Linked DNA regions of Mus musculus: region 2 is linked to region 1. A link is a loop called in an ENCODE intact Hi-C map of the cell type or tissue named here. Cell type or tissue: heart. All regions are shown on one strand.

Evidence for each region. A loop is a pair of places that touch in the nucleus more often than their neighbours do. Peaks named below come from ENCODE experiments on the same cell type or tissue, not always from the same donor. Only the 100,000 strongest peaks of a DNase experiment are listed, where the experiment ranks them.
Region 2: a loop joins it to region 1, with 1.9 times the contacts of the local background. A loop is called at or near these places in 5 of 42 quality-filtered maps.

Annotation. Positions count from the first base shown.
Region 1 is chr7:80,733,057-80,738,056 of GRCm38, forward strand. Iqgap1 (IQ motif containing GTPase activating protein 1) reads right to left here. Exons shown (of 38, transcript NM_016721.2): 24 at 3,206-3,361; 25 at 2,418-2,581; 26 at 930-1,154. Among named protein-coding and RNA genes, the nearest start is that of Crtc3, 47 kb to the left of the region's middle. In heart, no CTCF peak of the experiment used is centred here; no DNase peak of the experiment used is centred here.
Region 2 is chr7:81,046,736-81,051,735 of GRCm38, forward strand. No RefSeq gene overlaps it. Among named protein-coding and RNA genes, the nearest start is that of Alpk3, 8.4 kb to the right of the region's middle. In heart, no CTCF peak of the experiment used is centred here; a DNase peak (open chromatin) is centred at 1,996.

The DNA.
Region 1 (5,000 bases):
AAGACATTCATTTGGCTTAGCTTTACCCAGGCAGAGATCACCACTCACCCTCACGCCCTTCCCTCTTGCACGGGGCCAAGGGCCCCTCGCTGTTCAACTGCTTCAGTTACAGCCAGATCCTTTCCGGTTGTTAGGCCCTCAGCCAGCTGGCAGGGCGGTCAGTCACGCACACTCCGCACCTAGCACTTACCTTCTCATCCTCTAGGTCCAGCTAAAAGAAGTCCCACCTCTGCAGACGGTTCTCCCTAATGCCTGCCAGCATTAGCGCTCTCCTGTACTCGGGTAGATACCTTACAGAAAGTTTTAAAAACCTTTCCTTGGTTGTAACTTTTATTTACCTGTTTGTTGTCTCTGTTCCCTAGTAAGCTATGAATGGGTAAGGGGAGAAGTCTGTTTCATTCACGATGATGATGGTGGTGATGACGATGGTGATGGGGAGAGGTGTGAGGCACAAAGCACACGTGGGGCTGGTTCTCTCCATGTTCACATGGACTTGAGAGGAAATTCACTTCTCCAGAATCACACAGGAAGAAGAGCCTTACCCACTGCGCTCTGCTATCCATGCCTCGTTCACTGTTAGGTTTGATCCTACATGCATTTGCTAAACAGGGGAATTATCAATTTGACGACTTACAGCATAGTTCTCAAAGGGAAAGTGTGTGTGTGTGTGTGTGTGTGTGTGTGTGTGTGTGTGTGTGCGCGCGCGCATGTGTATTTCTTTGTAGTCTATGCTGGCCTGGAACTCACTGTGTAGCTAAGACTGACCTTTCTGCCTCTAGAACCCAAGTGCTGAGACTGTGGACATGGGCCATCATGCCTGACAGGAAACGTCCTTTGAACAATCATTACTTTGCAAATCAGAAGGAACTGCTTTTTTTAAACAGATACGAAAACAGCAAACACAAAAGAAAGGGGCTGTGAGCACCAACCTCGCCTCTCCTGTCTGCGACTCCATCTGATTAACCCAAGACTTGTAAATATCCACAGGGTCGGTTTTGATGTTGAGAGACTTGTCATCCATAATTTCCTTCACGACAGGGGCCAAGATCTGCCGGAGGGCATTCTGGCCCCGGGCACCACGGTTGAAACTTACAACCATCTTAATAACCGTAGGGTTTCCTGTCACGATTTCTTGAATCTGATCCACCTTTGACCTATGAGATGCCAAACACAAACAACATTTAAACTAACCTCAGGATCTATCGACCTATAGATGCTCTTATGGAAACAGGTCAAGTCTTCCCCTGGAAGCATTTCCCAGCATTCCCAGAACCTTCTGGTAGCTGCCCACTCGGGTGTAAGAGTCATGGCCGGAGCTCCACATCGGGACCAGTACTGTCACATCGTTTCCCCGAGATAGTCTATGTTGCTGAGGCTGGCCTCAAACTCCTAATCCTCCTGCCTCTGTCATTGCCTCCTGACAATACTTGTTTCATTTGAGACAGGGTCTCTGATTTTCTTGCCTTGGCCTCCTGAATGCTGGGATTACAGCCACCATACCAGCCCATTCTTCCTTTTAAAAGTTATGTATAGTTATTTATCTAGAACAGAATGTATGCGAGGGTCAGAGAATGAGTCAGTTCTTTCTACCATGTGCTCTGAGGACTGAACTCACGTCATCAGGCTTGGTAGCAAGCACTTTATACCCACTGAGCCATCTTGCCAGCTACTCCCGGCTGTCTCTCAAGAGTCATTCATAACTGTAACAACTATGCTATAGTAGTAACTGCTGAGACTTAGCTACTGTCTAGTTCAGCTGCAAGATTAAAAGGTCTTCCGTGCCTCTAAATGATGGGGAAACTAGACAGGGATGGACAGGTGACCACACTGGACACAGTAATGCTTTGTGTGGTGTACGCTTAGCCTGCGGAGTGGCACTATTAGGAGGAGTGGCCTTGCTGGAGGACGGGTGTCACTGTGGGGCTGGACTTTGAGACCCTCATCCTAGTTGCCTGGAAGTCAATCTTCTCCTGTTCGCCTTCAGAACAAGATGTAGAACTCTCAGCTCCTCCAACACCATGCCTGCCGGGACACTGTCACACTTTCCGCCATGATAATGGACAGAACCTCAGAATCCATAAGCCAGCCCCAATTAAATGTTGTTCTTTATAAGAGTTGCCTTGGCCACGGTGCCTCCTCACAGCAATGGAAAGCTAACTAAGACACCGTGGTGTGAAGACCTGTCCTGGGCATTAATCCTGTTAACTATCAGCCTCCTGCCCACCCTCTAGAATGCTGGGATTTCAGGACTGCACGGCCATGGTAGGAGGCTAACAATACTTGATACTAGCTATTAAAAAGTAGATACTTTAAAAACAGTATTTCTCATAAATTGAGACCAAGGAAAGGCAAAGGTTGCCTGCGTCTGAACTGTGAGCATCTCTGGCGACAGGCCCACCCGCCCTCCCTCTCCGTACTTGATCTCCTCCTGCAGAGCTGTCTGGAAGAGCCGCAGCAGCAGGTACTCCTCCCGCTGGTTAGATGCATAGTTGTACAGCGTGAAGATCACAGAGTCCATGAATTTGGTGGACTTGTTTTGTGGCATCTGAAAGATCAGCTTGGCCAGATAGGTAGGGTTGGTCTGAAAAGAAGCCAACACATCAGAAACTTCTAGGCTTGTCTTTTCATTGTCTTTTTTAAATATTAATTTTGAAAGTATAATTTTATTATTTCTCCCTTCTGATTCCTCCCACAATGCCTCCTATACACCCACCCTTACACTCGCAAACTCATGGCCTCTTTTTCTTTAATTGTTGATCTATAAATACATAGTTACAACCTGCTCAGTCTGTATAGTGTTGCGTGTGTGTGTGTGTGAGTGTGTATTCATGTGTGTGAGAGTGTGTGTGCGTGTGTGTCCGTGTGTGTGTGTGTGTGTGTGTGTGTGTGTGTGTGTGTATCTTCAGGCTGACTGTTTGGTACTGGATAACGAGTTAGTCCACTCTCCCCTGGGGAAGGCCGTTTCTCCTGCTCTCAGCATAGTTGCCTGTAGCTCTTTGGCTAAGGTCGAGGCCTCCTGAACTTACCCCTCCCAAGCTCATGCTTTGTAAAACTTCAAGGATTGCAATTTACAGAAGGAAAACAAGACAGCCCCTCACATATCCCTCAGTGGAAACCAGGTAGGACTCCTACAGGGATCTGTGGGAGGTTCCCCCGGAGAAGTCAGTCAACCAGGTTGTACACAAGCCACCCAGGAGCCACTTGCCTGCAGGAGATAAAAGAGATGCTGATAGGCCTCCAGCTTCTCCCTCTTCTCTTTGCTCAAAGCCTTGAGCCCGCCCTTCTGCTTGTTTATCATCATCATGTCGGACAGCTGTTCCTTATTTTTTTTGGTAAGTTTTTTACTATGGGAAACCACATCCTAGAAACAAAAACCAACAGGCTGATCAAAAGGCTGACAGAGACGAGACCACGGGCGCTGTGAGGAAGGACTTGTGCACCTGTCCAGCTGCATGCACCACGCTGGCCCATCCCACCACACGGCCGATTTCATCCTGTTTCCCACAACACAAGCTCCTACTGCCACCCGCCTGTGTGAAGAACCCACGCCATGGATTTCCCCATGGGATCAGAGGGAAAATGTCCATGTAATTGGCAAGTCAATTTCTAGGAGTTGATCTTAAAAATCATGACTCTTAAAAAAAAGGGGGGGGGGGCCTCCTGTCCCTATGCTGGCCTTCAACTTACTCTGTGGCTAAAGGTGACCTTGAACATCTTCCTGCTTCCACTTCCCAAGGGCAAGGACTGAAGGCATGTAACACCATGCATGCCTAGTTTATGCAGTCTGTGAGGGGAAACCCACAGCTTCAAGCATGCCACCAACTAAGGGCATACATATCTTAAGGGACAGGCCTACAGCTCAGGGGCAGAGTGCCCAACCAGCATGCCCAATACCCTGGCTTCAGGTCTAACAACACAATAAACAAACACATAAACATACTCTTTAGCTGTGCATGATGGCACGCGTCTGTAATCCTAGTTACTCAAGAGGTCAAGAAAAAGGGCTACCAGGTTATCCAATGTGAACAACGGATCAAGATACTGTCACTAAGTAAAATTTACACAAAGCTGGGTAGGAAGCAACTAGGGGCAGTTGGATATGTAGCTCAGCCTCGTATGTGTGAAGCCTTGGGTCAATTTCCCACACTGTAAAGAACGAAGAAACAAATGAACAACCAAGGTTTAAAAACAAACAAACAAACAAACAAACAAGGCTGGTGGGGGCTGGAAAGATGGCTCAGCGCTTAAGAGCATTGGCTGTTTTCCAGAGGACCTGAGTTCAAATCCCAGCACCCACACGGCAGCTCACATTCATCTGTGATTCCAGTTCCAGGAGATCTGACTCGCTCTTCAGGCCTTCTTGGGCACTAGGCATGCATAGATAGATAAGCAGGCAAAACATAGACATATAAACTAACAAATAAATGGGGGTGGGGGAGGCTGGTGAGAAAGCTCAATAGGTAATGGTGCTTGCTGCCAAGCCCGGCAACCAGGGCGATATCACATGTTAGACGGGAACAAGTTGCAACTTGTTCTGTGACATCTACACGTATCCAACCCCCAAATAAATGAAATAATTAATAAATACCCTAAACTCGAAATATCTAAAGTTAAAGCCCTAAAGGACAAAATCACCCAGAACAAAATTCTGGAAACAATGTCAGCTGGGCAGAGTGGTGAGTCTGCAGTCCTAGCCATGTGGATAGGACGGTAAGCAGTTAGAGAACTTGTCGTAAACTAACCAGTCCTCAGTATAGTTGGACATCACTGGGATGCTATTTATAATAAAAGCATAGATAACAGGCAGACAAATGAGATGATTCACTGAACCAAAAAATCTGGAAATGGAGTCTTAGTTTCTAAGTAGGCAAAAAAAGAACAGAAAATGATAGTTGGTGGAATTAGAAAAGGGTTATCTATAAAAAAAATTATATATATATATATATATATATCAGCCACTACACTCCCTGTTAGACAAGGCTGGACTCCACACTCCCTGT
Region 2 (5,000 bases), 310 kb after region 1:
TTGGAGGCAGAGGCAGGTGGATTTCTGAGTTCTAGGACAGCCTGGTCTAAAGAGTGAGTTCCAAAACAGCCAGGGCTACACAGAGAAACCCTGTCTCAAAACAAAAACAAAAATAAAATAAAAAACTAAAAAAAAAAAATGTGTGTATATAAAGATAGTTTTAATCTCTAGCATAGGCTAGTCTAAAATTCATTCTATAGTCTAGGCTGGCCTTAAAGTCATGAGACCCATCTGCCTCAGGCTCCCAACTACCAAAATGACAGGTGTAAGCCACTACACTCCTATATATATATTTTTTAATTTTAAATTGTGTTACATGCAAGAATACTAGAAACCAATACATGTTATTGGCTGTGTGGGAAATGGGTCATAGAAATAAGGTAAAGTCATTTATTCCAATTACAACTGGGAGGAGAGCCATCTCATTAAGTGCTCAAGTGACTATAGACCTGTAATATCACTAACTTCAAGGGTCACAGTGCTGTCACATACATAGCCATTGTCCTGATGCACTAGACCTAAAGTCAAGCCCATTCCACTACCTTTGCCTCCATTCTCTGAAGTAGAGAAATGGCTCTGTGTGTGTGTGTGTGTCTGTTGAGACTAAGGCTGTCTGTGTTCCTGGCTCTTGTGGAGCCCTCGCTGTAAACCAGGCTGGCTTTGAACTCAGAGATCTTCCAGCCTCTGCCTCCTGAGTGCTAGTGTTAAAGGCGTGCTACTCTCTAAGAAGCTTTGCCTGAGGGGATCTCACAGTTCTTTCCTAGACTGGTACTGTTCAAGAAGCTTTTGGATATGATTTTTAGAGTGCAGCCAAAGCTAGGTGTCACACACCTTAATTACAGCACCAGAGAGGCAGAGGCGAAAAGATCAGGAGTTCGTGGTCATGTCTCTACCCAGTGAGTGGAGGCCAGCCTGTAGTGATCCAAAACGAAGAAAGAAAGAAACAAGGAAGTCAGGTATGGTGTCACATGCAAGAGTTGTAATCCCAGCACTTGAGAGGCAGAGGCAGAAAGATCTGCCTTTGAGCCAGCCTGGTCTACAGAGTGAGTTCTGGGCCAGCTCTAGCTATATAGGAAAGACTCTGTCTCAAAATCTGTGAGGAAATGATGGAAGTGAAAAAGCTGTGGAGGTCCAGGCAGGCCTGCTGTCCAGCCCAGCAGCAGAAAGGAGCCACATGCTCAAACCCTGACTGGACTGGGAGCTGAGCTAGGCTTGGGGCTGTGGCTCAGTGGTGAGACATCTGCCTGGAGGTTCTGTGTTCAACCCCTCCCATTGGAGGATAGGGTGGGGGTCGATAATGGAGTAAGAAGCGAATGGGACAGGTGGTAGCTGGATTTGTTAGTGGTGTCACTTGCGTGGGCAGAAATGGTAGCAGTTGTTACTGTGAGGCATTCAAAATCTCAGAGGAATGAGAAGATGTTTAGGAGATGGAGAGCTAAGGCCACTAAAGATTGCTTTGAAAAAACCTTGGCAGCACAAGCCTGTGAACCTGGCACCCAGGGTCCTGAGGGAAAGAGGTTCAAGTTCTAGACCAGCTTGGCTAACTTAGAGGAATGCGAAGGCTCTATATCAAAATGAGAACAAAGGGAAAAGCCAGGGATACAGCTCAGAAAGGAAGACTTGATAGGGAGATAAAAGGTTAGTTCATGCTAAAAGGAGAAGCCAAGGTTGGGAGATTTTTCTAGGCTCAGTTGAAGATGAGTTGGTTTTCTGGGCTCAACTAACTGCTGCCCTGTGACCCCGGGCACCCTTTCCTCTGGAAAGGGCCTGGACGTATGGCAGTGTGGCATTCAGTCAGAGCATGTAGGCAAGAAGGAACACGCAGCTGGGTAGCCTTACTTTGGGGGACCCAAATTCCCCTTCCATTCACACTAGGATCAGAGTGCCTTCTTGTTAGCAGTAATCCTTCAATTGGTTTCCACTTGCTCCAACACAGCTGTGGCTGCATCTCCAGTCCCTGGATAGGAACATGCCAGACTGGCCAGCTCATTCCACAAGGGCAGGACCCAGAGGCTCCACCCTCCTGGAACAGAGGCTCAGTTGCTTGAGCTGAGGGCTACCTAAGCTCTTGGAGAGAGATCAGACAAGCATTTGAAAGTACTGTGGTATGACCCAGTGGCACAGGGTTGCAATCCCAGCCGCTCAGAGGCTGAGGCAGGAGTATGGAAAGTTCAAGGCCTGCCAGGCCCAAGAATATATAGCTTAGACCCTGTCTCAAGAAAGAAAGTAAGGCCTGGCGTGGTGACGGATGCCTTTAATCCCAGCACTCGGGAGGCAGAGGCAGGCGGATTTATGAGTTCGAGGCCAGCCAGGGCTATACAGAGAAACCCTGTCTCAAAAAACCAAAAAAAAAAAAAAAAAAAAAAAAAAAAAAAAAAAAGTAAGAATCAGGCCAGAGATATATCTCAATGCTGGTATGCTTGCCTAGCCCATGTGTGGTGGCCACACACACACACACACACACACACACACACAGCAGATCAGCTTGAAGGAAGGATAGCTAGCCTGCAGTGTGAGGTAATAGAATCTCATGGATAAAAAGAAGAACAGGGTCTTCTGGGTTTTGTTGAATTCTCATGCTAGGATTTGGCTTTAAAATGAGAACAAAGAGAAAGTAGTCCCAGTGAGGGTGTGTGTGTGTGTGTGTGTGTGTGTGTGTGTGTGTGTGTGTGTGTGTTGACAAGAGGATCCTAAGGACTCATTGGCCAGTCAGTTTAGCACAGTGAGCTTCTGATTCACTAAGAGACCTTAGCTCAAAGAGTAGTCATGGAAAAGCAACCCCTGGCCTCTATATGTCCCACAAGGCCAAGTATGCACACATGCACCTCACACATTTAAAAAGGGAAAGAGCAAGGAAGACATGGTGGCGCACACCTTTTGAGCATTCTGAAAGCAGAGGCAGGCAGATGTCAAATTTGAGGTCAGCGTGGTCTACATTATGAAGTCCGTGGTATCCACATACCACAGAGTGAAATCCTGTCTCAAGAACAATGAAACGATTTCCCATGGGTGCTGTGTCTGCACATTTGAGGGGCTTCTGTGGTCCCAGAATTTGAGCTGTCTTAGAATGGAGTCTAATTTGAATCAAGGAAAAATGAGAATGAGAGGAAGTAGTCCCTGTGTGTGTGTGTGTGTGTGTGTGTGTGTGTGTGTGTGTGTGTGTGTGTAAATGGGTGTGTTTACAGCCTGGAGCTGTGCGTGCAGGGACTGGGCATCTCCCGGATCAACATTCTAGCTAGTGTTGAGACCCTGTGATGTCAGCGTGGGGATCAAGGTAGAGGGATACTTAATGATGCCAAGTTCCCTTCTTGTCAACACTGTTTGGACCCTGTAACTGTATATTTTGTCTTCAACTTACCTCCGTCCCAGTTTGGGGCACTCTCGGTCTCTAGGAGATCTAGTTAGCCCTCAGAACCTGGCAGCTGGCCATTCTTGTTGGGCATAGCCATGGGGTTGCTTTGCCCTTGTTCTCAGAAGGCCGTTGTCTGTACTTTGAGACCCAAGTCAGCTAACCCATCACAGCTTGATAAGGTGGTGGTGGTGGGAGTTCCTTTTGGGCTCTTCTTCGAAGTTCAGAAGTGAAAGGAAGGGTTATTCTCTCAGGGAAAAGCAAACACTTGATAGACTTTATAGTCTGTAGAGAGAGAAGCCCAGCAGGGAGGGCAGGAAGCTGAGAGCTGACTGCTGAGAAGGCCCCGAGTTTTGGGGACCTTAGAAGGGAACCATAATACACTCTGAAGCAGAGGTTGTTGTGACAGGTTGGTAATGGCAGCTTTTCTTCAAAGCTGGCGTTATTGCCCAATAACTTCACTTTGTCCTGTGGGGTTGGTTGGTTTGTTTAGTTTTCTGAGACAGGGTCTCCCTGTATAGCCCAGGCTCACAGCAGTTCTCTTACTTTGCTTTTTCCCTTTTGTTTTCTGTGGCAGGGTCTCAGTATGTAGCTCAGGCTAGCACCTAGCTCATAACAGTCATCCCACAGCCTCCTGGGATCTACAGGTATGTGTTACCATACCCACCGTACACAGGGTCTCCATTCCCCCAGCTCCTCCCAGCCCCATGCTTTGAAGGAACAAATGGCCTTTGGAAGGGAGGAAGGTGAAAGAGAAGGTAGACTCTTAATTCCTATATTTAAGTATTTACAAACGTTGGTTATATTGGAGGGCCATCCTAAGGGGACAGATCATCCCAGCTACAGATGGAAAAGAACAGTTAGGAAAGAGTCACCATCACCTCAGCCACAAGGAGCAGCTCGGTTTTTGCTGGATTTCCTTTTTGGTTTTTGGTTTTGTTTTGTTTTGTTTTGTTTTGTTTTGTTTTGTTTTGTTTTGTTTTGTTTTGGGGGTGGGGGTGTTTCAAGACAGGGTTTCTCTGTATAGCCCTGGCTGTCCTGGAACTCACCCTGTAGACCAGGCTGGCCTCAAACTCAGAAATCTGCCTGCCTCTGCCTCTGCCTCCCGAGTGCTGGGATTAAAGGCGTGCACCACCACGCCTGGCTTTTTCAGATTTCATTAATTAATAAATGTATAATTTTATGTCTATGGGTGCTTTGTCTCTGAGTGTATGTATCTGCACTGTGTACATGCCCGCTGCACAGAGAGGCTGTCAGATCCCCTGAAGCTAGAGTTACCGATGGTTGTGAGTCATCACGTGGGTGCTGGGATTCAACCTGGGTCCTCTGCAAGATGTAGCCTTGATAGCTGAATCTTTTCTCCAGTTCTCTTGCAAGATTTTGGAATTCCTCCTGTGGCAGGTGGTGCATCCCCACAGCTTTTGGCTCCTCCCGTGTTTGTTTGTTTGTTTGCCCCTTGTTTGTTTCTGCTTGAAAGGCTTGCATCCCTGGTGCATCTCCTGATCCACGGTCTTGCTTCATCCTGACAGGTACCCACTGCTGGCCCTTTCCAGACCCTGATCTGAAGTCTGGACTTTTTTTTTTTTTTTTTTTTTTTTTTGAGACTCGGTCTCATGTTTTAGTACAACTAAAATTCACTATGTAGCCCAGG